2 separate regions of the Homo sapiens genome follow, and region 1 is linked to region 2. Evidence: chromatin loops called from intact Hi-C (ENCODE). Cell type or tissue: Caco-2. All regions are shown on one strand. Links, peaks and the distances in the headings refer to the core of each region. The heading gives the core; the rest is flanking DNA.

Region 1 (5,370 bases), core at 201-5,200, 100 kb before region 2:
TTTGCACAAAGCTGTGGCCAAATTATGTTCTGCAGGGCGGAGAAGCTTGACCTCAGGAAGGAGGCACAGCGCAGGTGAGCATGACTAATTCCTGCCAACTAGGCCCTCCTGCTTCATGGATGGAAGTCATGCTCACATCCATGGCATAGAGAAGGTATAGGGAACCCAAAGGTTACCAACAGCAGGAGGATAGGGTGGCACATAGGTAAGTGCGAATATCCCTACCCATTAGGCCTCCCTGCTACATGGGTGAAGGTCACACTTGCACCCATGGGTGGCACCTGCAAAGTTTCTGCAACTTGGGGATATAAGATCAGAAGAAAGAAAGGGATGCCTTTTTTTATCTTCCTTATGTACCCTGGGTATTCACTGGAAAGAGAAAGGAACAAAGGGACATGTTTTTCCCCTTTCCAGATGGGTAACCAATCATTTTCCGCCTGCACTCCTCACGAGTGCATCCTAAATCACTGGAATTCCTTTGAGCCTCAGACTCTGGAGAAAGAAAAAAAGAGCTGTTTCCTTTTTTCCTCCTTTGTCTTCTTTTCACTGACGGGTAATTGCATCACTATGCCCCAGGATACTCCCCTCAGATGCATCCCCCAAACTGGGAAGAGTTTAATTTCCCCCAAACCTTAAACTACTTGGCAATCTCCTGAGGAGGGCCAACTTTTCTAAGCCTGTTTCCCTTCACAGGACTTCAGGGTCAAAGGGCTTCTTCCTATTCACTGGGAGTTAAAACATCCTCTTTCTTTTTAAGCAATATAAGTTGCTTTTTTTTTTTTTTTTTTTTTTGAGACGGAGTCTCGCTCTGTCGCCCAGGCCGGACTGCGGACTGCAGTGGCGCAATCTCGGCTCACTGCAAGCTCCGCTTCCCGGGTTCACGCCATTCTCCTGCCTCAGCCTCCCCAGTAGCTGGGACTACAGGCGCCCGCCACCGCGCCCGGCTAATTTTTTGTATTTTTAGTAGAGACGGGGTTTCACCTTGTTAGCCAGGATGGTCTCGATCTCCTGACCTTATGATCCACCCGCCTCAGCCTCCCAAAGTGCTGGGATTACAGGCGTGAGCCACCGTGCCCGGCCATAAGTTGCTTTTTGTATTGTAGTTGGCAAACAAACATATAAAGGTAAAGTGACAAGTCTATGTTGGTTTCCCCAAGTTTATTTTATTTATTTATTTTTCAAGACAGAGTTTCGCTCTTGTTGCCCAGGCTGGAGTGCAATGGCGTGACCTCAGCTCACTGCAACCTCCACCTCTCGGGTTCAAGTGATTCTCCTGCCTCAGCCTCTGGAGTGGCTGGGATTACAAGCACTGCCACCATGCCCAGATAATTTTTTTGCATTTTTAGTAGCGACGGGGTTTCACCATGTTGGCCAGGCTGGTCTCAAACTCCTGCCCTCAGGTAATCCACCTGCCTCGGCCTCCCAAGATGCTGGGATTACAGGCATGAGCCACCACTCTCAGCCCCTCAATTTTAAAGAAAGTGGCTGCTCTGTGAACATGTAACTGCCCAATGGGTTCACCTTGCCCACTGCCTAGATAGAGCCGATTTATCAAGACAGGGGAACTGCAATGGAGAAAGAGTAATTCACACAGAGCCAGCTGTGGGTGAAACCAGAGTTTTATTATTATTCAGATCAGTCTTCCCAAGCATATGGGGATCAGAGTCTTAAAAGATAATTTGGTGGGTAAGAGCTTGGGAGGCGGGGAGTGCTGATTGGTTAGGTTGGAGATGGATTGAATAGGGGATTTAAGTGATGTTTTCTTGCTGTCTTCTGTTCCTGGGTAGGATGGCAGAACTGGTTGAGCCAGATTACCAGTCTGGGTGGTATCAGTTGATCCATCCAGTGCAGGGTCTGCAAAATATCTCAAGCGCTGATCTAGGTTTTACAATAGTGATATTATCCACAGGAGCAATTTGGGGAGGTTCAGACTCTTGGAGCCAGAGGCTGCATGACCCCTAAACCACAGCTTCTCATCTTGTAGCTAATTTGTTAGTTGTGCAAAGGCGGGTCCTAGGCAAGAAGGGGGTCTTTTCAGGAAAGGTCTATTATCAATTTTGTTTCCGAGTCAAACCATAAACTGAATTCCTTCCCAAAGTTAGTTCTGTCTATGTCCAGGAATGAACCAGGACAACTTAAAGGTTAGAAGCAAGATGGAGTCAGTTAGGTCTGATCTCTTTCACTGTCATAATTTCCTTAGTTATAATTTTTGTAAAGGGTGTTTCAAACCCCCCTCCTTTCCCCTGATCTTGGCCCTATGAGGCCCACTCTCTTGATGTTATATGCCCCTGGAGAAGCCACAAGTGACACCTAGCCAGCCTTGATGAGAGCTGGCAAGTTCCAGGCACTGGGGGTGGGCGCCCAGGAGACAACAGCTGGAAGGGAAGGCTCTGGTAGAGTTGTGGCCCCTTCCACCTCCGGCTCTCTGTCCCTGCAGGGGAAGACACAGCTCAGGCTGACAGCAGCTCAGAGGGCAGCTTTGAAACCCAGCAGGGAGATAACAGAAGACAAAGAAACCAAAGTCTCCCTGATAACTCGCCAGGAAGCCAACACAAAACAAAACATAGATAACAAGCGGACTGCCTCTCTCAAGGCCAAACTGTTTTAAAAGAGAGTCCTGCTGTGGACGTTGGGCTTAAAGACTGTGCAGCTGATAAAGTGATCCCTTTGATGGGGAGCTAAAGAGATAGATGAGGCTCCACCAGCATGGTTTGGGGACCTCCAAAGAAACTGTGCTCCTAGCTGGACAGCAGCTAGGCAGCTGGATACCTCCAGCCCTCTGAGTTTTGGCTTCATTCCCTAGGGTCAAGGCGAGGTCTTCCTATTTCAGTTTTCCCAGTTAGCCTAAAGTTGTTTTAGTTTTGAAGTTTATTTTATTATTATTATTATTATTATTATTATTTGGAGAGAGTCTCGCTCTGTTACCCAGGCTGAAGTGCAGTGATGTGATCTCAGCTCACTGCAACCTCTGCCTCCCAGATTCAAGCAATTCTCCTGAATCAGCCTCCCAAGAAGCTAGGACTACAGGCATGCACCACCACACCTGGCTAATATTTTTCTATTTTTAGTAGAGATGGGGTTTTGCTGTGTTGTCCAGGCTGGTCTTGAACTACTGAGCTCAGGCAATCCGCCTGCCTCGGCCTCCCAAAGTGCTAGGATTACAGGCGTGAGCCACTGTGCACAGATATATTTTTTGTGTGTGTGTGGTGGGGGGCTGTGGGTGGTGATGTTGATTTTAAACAAAGCCAAGGAGATGATGTTTCTACAAAATGCTCCATCAAGTGTCTTTGAACCAAGGAGGGCCTTTGAGGCCATATGGTATAATGGAGAGCTCCTGGCCTTGGCTTCAGACATATGTCCCAGGACCCTGGGCAAGCGACTGGCTTTTCTATGAGCCTTGGTGCTCTCACTGGGGCAATGAAGACGATAAGCCCAATGGAACAGGACTGGGTGAGGATCAAGCGATGACGGATAGTGCTGGGTGCAGTAGCTTATGTCTGTAGTCCCAGCTACTTGGGAGGCTGAGGTGGGAGGATCACCTGAGGTCAGGAGTTTGGGTCTGCCGTGAGCTGTGATTGCGCCTGTGAATAGTCACTGCACTCCAGCATGGGCAACAGAAGGAGATCCTCTTTCTCAAGCAAACAAACAAGAGATGAAAGATATGAAGTGCTCAGCTAGTACTGCCCTTAGCTGTGGCATGGGGCCCTTGTCTAAGCCATATGCTTTAGAGAACCTCACTGTGGTCCTCTTCTGCTCCTCGGCCCATTGGGACTAAGGCTTGAACCCATGTGGAGCCCACGACCTTCTTCTAGACCCCAAGCCCACTTTCCAGAGCTCAGCTGGCCTCCAACCCACGTTGCTTCCCAGGACATGAACAGGCAGCAGGATATGAACTTCTAGGCCCAAAGGATGGCCAATGGGGGCTGTTTGTGCAAAGGGACATGGGGAGGGTATAGAAGTTTGTACAGGCATTCTGCAGCTCCCACACACGCGAACCCGAGGCTGCTCCTGGTGCAGGATGGAGCCTGTGATCAAATACATTCCAGTTACAGTTATGTAACAAAACACCCCAAGGCTTAGTGGCATGAAACAGCAACAATCATTATATTATTATGCCTCAGGGACTGAGGCACGCCAGGGATGCCTTGCCTAAGCCTCCTTCCCTGTGTCCCCCTTCCAGGAGGGGAAACCGGGGGTGGGAGAGAGGGCAGATTGGAGCCATGTGGCCAGATGGTTCTGCAGGAGGCATTTTCGGTTTCCGTGGGGATGCTAGGAACGCCAGTCCGGAAGGAGGGAAAGGTGCCTTCAGCATAACAAGACCCTCCACAGGGAAGGGGGCAAGGTCATGAGAATGGAGGAAAGCGAGGGCCTCAAGCTAAAGGACACACCCCCCTCTGGGACCTTTGGAAGAAAGAAGTCCTCCCAGAGGGAAGGAGAGTTTGCCCTCAGGTCCTTAAAAGGAGAAAAGGCAAAGCAGTCTGGCTGGTAGAGAAGCCACTGGCTGGGAGGAAGAACGCATCATTGTCTCCAACCTCAGGCCAGACGCATCCCACCAGGGGAATCCCAGACACCCAGGAGGCCTCCCAGGGGCTGGACTGGGCTTTAGTTTCTGAAGGGATTGATAGCCAGTCCTGGCAGGGGGAGTTGCAGAGACAGCAACTCAGGAAGGTTAGAGAGAGGGCTGGGCATCAGCGGGGAGTGGGGAGAAGAAGTGGGTCAAGGAAGGAGGGCGTCTCCGCATAGGCACCCCAGAAGGTCCTGGCTGTGAGAGAGAGCCCCCTTCTCCGAGAGGAGTTAGTTCTCCAAAGGCATAGCCTAATCCGCCATATCCATCCAAGCGCGCAGTTTGCTTCTGTTCTCAGGCTCTGGGCAGCTTTGGGACGGAAAGGGTTCCTTTCAGTGGGCTGTGCTGCCTGGAGGCAGCCAGGACCAGGTCTGGGCAGGTCTGGTAGGTGGCAAGGTAAGTGAAGAGGGGCCACTTTGCTCAGCGAGCTGAATAGCAAAGGCCTACACGGGATTGCCAGATTTACCAAACAACAATACAGGACTCCATTACATTTGAATTTCAGATAAACATTGAATTTTTTTTTAGGATGAGGAGGTTCTATGCAGTATTTGGGATATACTTATACTAAAAGAGTATTTGTTATCTTAAATCTAATTTTAACTAAGCTTTCTATATTTTATCTGGCAGCCCTAGGCCTGCCCCACTAGGGTCCCCAGTTGCCCCTCACAAGGACCATCCCCAGACACCCTTGCCCTAAAGCATAGAGACCCAGGACCTTGGCAACAGAAGGAAGTGGCCTTTTTTGGTGCATTCTAGAATTCCTGGCAGGCCTCCCCTCTCCCCAGCACCTGCCTCCATTCCTT
Region 2 (5,370 bases), core at 74-5,073:
AGTATCTACAGACCAAACAGAGACCCAAGCCTGCTTCCCCTACTTGACCCTAAGAACGCAAGGTCAACCAGGCAGGAGACTACTGATAGGGTCCTTCTGGAAAAAACAAATAACCCTGGCAGTAGGGAGATGTGGTAGGGAAGGAAACCTTCAGATATGGAATTCAGAGGTCCACCAACAAAACATTTCAATACCAGATGAGTACCAAGTCCCTGGCAGTGAAGACAGAGTTTCCAATCAACTTTTGGCACCCAAATAAGAACAGCCAAGGAGTATCAGATATCTGAGGAGAGTCCTCTAGCAAGAAAGAGATTACACAAACAAACAGAAAATAGAAACCCAGAGACAATAGAGGGAGAAGAAAACTTAAAGATGAGAGACTACACCCAAGAAACAAGAACATAACACTTTTTAAAATGAGTATTCAAGGAACAAAAAAGAACTCTTAGAAATTAACATTATAAACAGTGAAATAAAAAATTCAACACAAGTCTAAAAGAAATCTTCCAGAAAGGAGAAAAAAAAAGATAAAGAAACGGATAATAGTAGAAAAAAGATGAGAAAATTGAATCAATTCAGTAGGTTAAAAAATCTGACGATTAAAGAGTTCCAGAGAGAACAGAAAAATAGGAGAAAATTACAAAAAAAAAATTAAATTAAATTTCCCAGAAGTGACGAACCCACAGGTGAGAGCCATTTACTCTGCCTCCAGGGGTCGGAGAAGGCAACCCCACTGTTAGGTTCATGAAGAAATTAGAGCGTCATGTCTATTGGTGCAGCCTGAGCCCACAGCAGCTCTTCTGGTGGCCACATCCCTCTGCTGATGTATGGAGTTTGCAATCAGCAAAAACTCAAAAAAATTATTCTCATTCATGCTGCTACTAAGCCACAAGCGCCAGGCTGTATCTGAGCAGTTATTTTTCTGGTCCCAAATGCTGTCCCTCACATGTCCCTGGTAAACTTCCCCTCACCAGAGTTGGTCTGCTGTTTGCTCAGCCTACAGAGAGCTCCTGAGAGCTCAATCCTGTTGCTCCTCCTCTCAGCCAGCACCACCATCAGTAGCCCCCAGAGACACTAATCCAAATTATGAACAGAACAAAGTCAAGGGCAGAGGCCACCCACAATGTCCACGGGCGTGGGTGTGGCAGCAGAGCAAGGGGTGAGAAAGAACCAAGAAGAAACTCTTTCCAAGTTGGATCTTTCACTGGCTATAACATGCTGACAACATCCCCAGGTGGTCTAGGGAGAGGTCCTAGGATTCCATCAAAGGCCTCATCTAAATCGAAAAATACTTTGTCTACTATCCAAAACATAAACTAAAATCGATATGCCTTGTTCCTAGTGATCCCAATCTAGCTTTTCTTAGCACTTACAAGCCTCATCTGTAGCAATTTGTGGAGCTCACCTCCTTCACCTTTTTGATAAATGGATACTAGCCATCTCCTGCCCCTGGCCCCTTTGACGTTTCCCACACTTCCTGTAGGTCACCAACCACAGTACCCTAGCACCCCAGGAGAGAACTTGCCCAGGACAGGAGATGAATCACCCAGCCTCGGTTCAGGTCCCTCCTACCACCACAAGCTCAAAAGAGAAGATGAACAAAATGAGATCAAAGAATCCCCCCATTTCTTTGTTAAAAACAACAACAACAACAACAACAGAGTCTCACTTTGTCATCTAGGCTGGAGTGCAGCGGCGCAATCTCGGCTCACTGCAACCTCCCAGGTTCAAGGAATTCTCCTGCCTCAGCCTCCCAAGTAGCTGGGATTACAGGCATGCGCCACCATGCCCAGCTAATTTTTGAATTTTTACTAGAGACAGGATTTCACCATGTTGGCCAGGCTGGTCTCGAACTCCTGAGCTAGGGCAATCCACATGCCTCTGCCTCCCAAAGTGCTGGGATTACAGGCATGAGCCACCGCGCCCAGCCCCTCCCATTTCTTCTTATCCTCTGCTAATGTTACCACTGGCCTCCAGCACCAGACACTGCTTCATTGTTCTTCTTCCAAATACATAAAACAGCCCTCTCGAGCCTCCTGAGTTTTGCCATAAGCTTCAGCTCACCCTGGGGGGCTCTGGACCACATTCTTCCTTCATCTCTGGTTACATGTCCTCCCTTCCACTTAACTGTTTTCCAGCTCCTTCAACAGAAGGCTTCAGGTAGCCAGAGACCACATCTCTGCTAATACACTGCCTGCTTCTGCTCATGGGACCACCATCTTTCATTTCTAAGAGCTTCCCAACCATCCTGAACCATTTGCTACTTAAGAATGTCCCAGGTTCATCGCCTCTATTCTGAAATTTGGAAAGCTACTTCCTGAAGGTCTAGGTCCTCCACTCTCCCCAGCTCCCAAAACCATCTTCCAGTTTGCAAAGCGGAGAACCTTGCCTAGTGCTGGCCTTCAGAATCATCCCCAAATTGGGCGCCAGGCATGGTGGCTCATGCCTGTCATCCCAGCACTTTGGGAGGCAGAGACGGGCGGATTGCTTGAGCTCAGAAGTTTGGGATGAGCCTGGGCAACAGGGCAAAACTCCTTCTCTACAAAAAAAAAATAATCAATCAATCATCCATCAATAAAAAAATAAAAAGAATCATCCCCAAATTGGTAATGCCCTTGATTCAGGGGTTCTCGCCTCCCTCTCAACTCTACCCTTTCTTCCTTCCCTACACCGTCACTCAAGGTCTCAGAGCCTTTAGGCCCCCACTGTCCCCTGGGGAGCTCCACCCGGGGTCCTGTTAAGCCTCTCACCCTGCTTGAGATCTTCCCTCTAAGCTCTTTGCCTAACCTCTCAGAGGCTCCACTCTCTAGCCACCCTCCCAGGTTACAGTCACATTGTTAGGGAGCCTCCTGGGGTCAAGGTCTTCACTAAGGAGTAATGCGAAGAGTATGTGATGGGCGGGTCTTTCCTGATGCCCCACCTCTGACCCACTGAAGCAGCTGACTCTCCTTGGAGGTGACCCTGACTGACCCCAGTGCTGTCTAGCAGGCCCAGACTAGTTTTTCTGGTTTTAGAGGGATGTCACTTGATCTGATTCATCAGCCCTATGGGCTTTGTTCTTTTATTTTCATTCACTCCACCAAAAGGTCCTGGGAGCCAAGGGCTGGGCCCTGTACACATTAAAATAAATAAATAAATAAATAAAACCATGTGTTATCTTCTATGATACTAAATAATTCTGACCGTTTACTCATTTACCTTGACCTTTTCCCAGCAAATGCCAAGGAGCCCTGGCAGGGCAGAAACTCCCTGAGGGCAGGAGCCTTCCTTGGCTTTCTCTTACACCTTTGTGGGTCCTGGTAGAAGCAGCGCTGGGCATTAAAAAAGAATCCCCCATATGCTACAGAATTCCTGAAAGGCAGCTCCCGGCTTAGTCCCCTGCTGACACCACTTAGAAAAAAGTTTTTTTCCTTTTTTTTTTTTTTTTTTTTGAGACACAGTCTTGCTCTGTGCAGGCTGGAGTGCAATGACACTATCTCGGCTCACTGCAACCTCTGCCTCCTGGGTTCCAGAGATTCTCCTGCCTCAGCCTCCAGAGTAGCTGGGATTACAGTTGTGCGCCACCACGCCCAGCTAATTTTTGTATTTCTAGTAGAAAGAGTGTTTCACCATGTTGGCCAGGCTGGTTTCAAAGTCCTGGCCTCAGGTGATCTGCCCACCTCAGCCTCCCAAAGTGCTGGGATTACAGGTGTGAACCACCACGCTCAGCCTACCTGAGAAAAGTTTTTACAGCTAATAGTTTTAAGCTAAATCTCTTTGTGTATGTGACTGAGGCTTGGACAGACCCTATTACATAAGCTGCCTGCATTTTATCTAGCATGTATAGAGATTCCTTCCCGAAACCAGTTGGCAAGTCTAGTTTCCTTTTCTTTGCTGAAGAGACATCAGGAATCCTGATTTGGGTCTGGTCAGGAGAAATGGAATGAGGATTTAGAGTGATACCTCCCGTTTCTACTTCAGGCCCCTAGTGTGGCCAGGCTACGTCTGGGGCAGATTATCAAAGGAACTCGTGGAGAGGCACTTCGCAGCCACAGGATGAGACAAATCCCATGGCCTGAGTCTCCACCGCCAAGCCCATTCCTGGCCTCTACCCACTAGAACCAAGAGCCAGTAGCACCACCATCCCTAAGTTAGGACAACCAAAAATGTCTCTGGACATTATCCAATGTCCCCTGGGAGGGAAAATCACCCCCGTTGAGAACCACAACTCTACAGCATTATCCGTGAAGAGCATTTCCATCTCTGCAATGATGGGAACGGCCCTACCTGTGCCGTAGGGTGTGGCAGCACTGGCCACATGTGGCCACTGAGCATCTGAGGTGTGACTGCTGTGACTGAAGAACTGAATTTTTTATTAAATTCTAATTAATTTAAATTTAAATTTGAATGTGGCAAGCGGCTGCCACATTCAAATTTACATTTATCGGATAGCACAGCTCTGGAATATACAAGAAAATTTAAATATATCAGATAGCACAGCTCTGGCATATACAAGAAAAGGAGAAGAGCCCAACTGGAACTAGCAGCTGAGTGGCTGGAGAGCAGGCGTTTCTAGTAGGGCGTGATGATGCCTCCACTGGAGACCAAGGAGGATTCTAAAGAGGAAGTGGTAGCCCCGCACTTAATCTGTGACAAGACAAGGAACCCAGGGCTTTGGTGGCCCAGTCCTCTGGGCCAGGACGCACAGCAGAGGACTCTGACATTGGGTCTACCAGTGTTGACGATGGCATGCTCCAGATCTGTGCCCAGGTCCTAGCGGCCAGCTAAGAAGCTGACACTAACCTGAGCAGGGGAGTTGGTGGGTACATTCTAGGACAAAGGATTCTTGGGGCCCAGTGCGGTTGGCACATGAGGCGCGGGAGCTGTGAAGGAGGTGGCCTCCTTAACAAAACCCCCAAGGGAGTTCCGGTTGGCTCAGTGGGTTCCATGGCTCATGATGATGCCTCTACTCGGCAAACATTTACTAAGCCTCTTATATGGTGGGGGCAGGGCTGATAAGATCCAAGCTCTGGCCTCTCCTAGGGCTCAGTCTAACAGATAGGTGGGGTACAGGTAACCCCTAACTGCAAGGCAGACCAAGATAGGAATCCACAAATTCCACCATCCTCAAGCATTGGTGAGCTTGAGCAGAGAATGAGCTCCAGGTCTGAGCTCTTCAATTCACTCACTGATAGGACCCAGGAAACCTGGCCTCAAGCCCCCAGTTCTGCTAACTCACTCACTCCCTGGAAGGCCGTGGGCGAGACCCTCTTCCTCTGTGCCTGGTTTCCCCTTATGACCCATGCATGGGCCATTTAGACCACATGGTAGGGCTCCATCTAGCTCACCGTACCACCCCAGCCCTTCTGTGACCCTGACCTTTCCCACCTG

What was found. Peaks named below come from ENCODE experiments on the same cell type or tissue, not always from the same donor. Only the 100,000 strongest peaks of a DNase experiment are listed, where the experiment ranks them.
Region 1: it touches region 2 in a loop (6-fold over the local background); 15 of 110 quality-filtered maps call a loop at or near these places.

What each region holds. Positions count from the first base shown.
Region 1 is chr15:75,137,547-75,142,916 of GRCh38, reverse strand. It overlaps LOC124903530 (a long non-coding RNA gene), which reads right to left. Exons shown (of 2, transcript XR_007064721.1): 2 at 1,604-4,025. Among named protein-coding and RNA genes, the nearest start is that of C15orf39, 62 kb to the left of the region's middle. RefSeq lists a silencer at 103-303 and enhancers at 2,375-2,669, 2,209-2,900. In Caco-2, for the core only: no CTCF peak of the experiment used is centred there; DNase peaks (open chromatin) are centred at 2,526, 4,066 and 4,516.
Region 2 is chr15:75,034,025-75,039,394 of GRCh38, reverse strand. All of the region lies in intron 2 of PPCDC (phosphopantothenoylcysteine decarboxylase), which reads right to left. Among named protein-coding and RNA genes, the nearest start is that of PPCDC, 13 kb to the right of the region's middle. RefSeq lists silencers at 1,882-2,120, 5,323-5,370 and an enhancer at 2,470-2,970. In Caco-2, for the core only: no CTCF peak of the experiment used is centred there; a DNase peak (open chromatin) is centred at 2,924.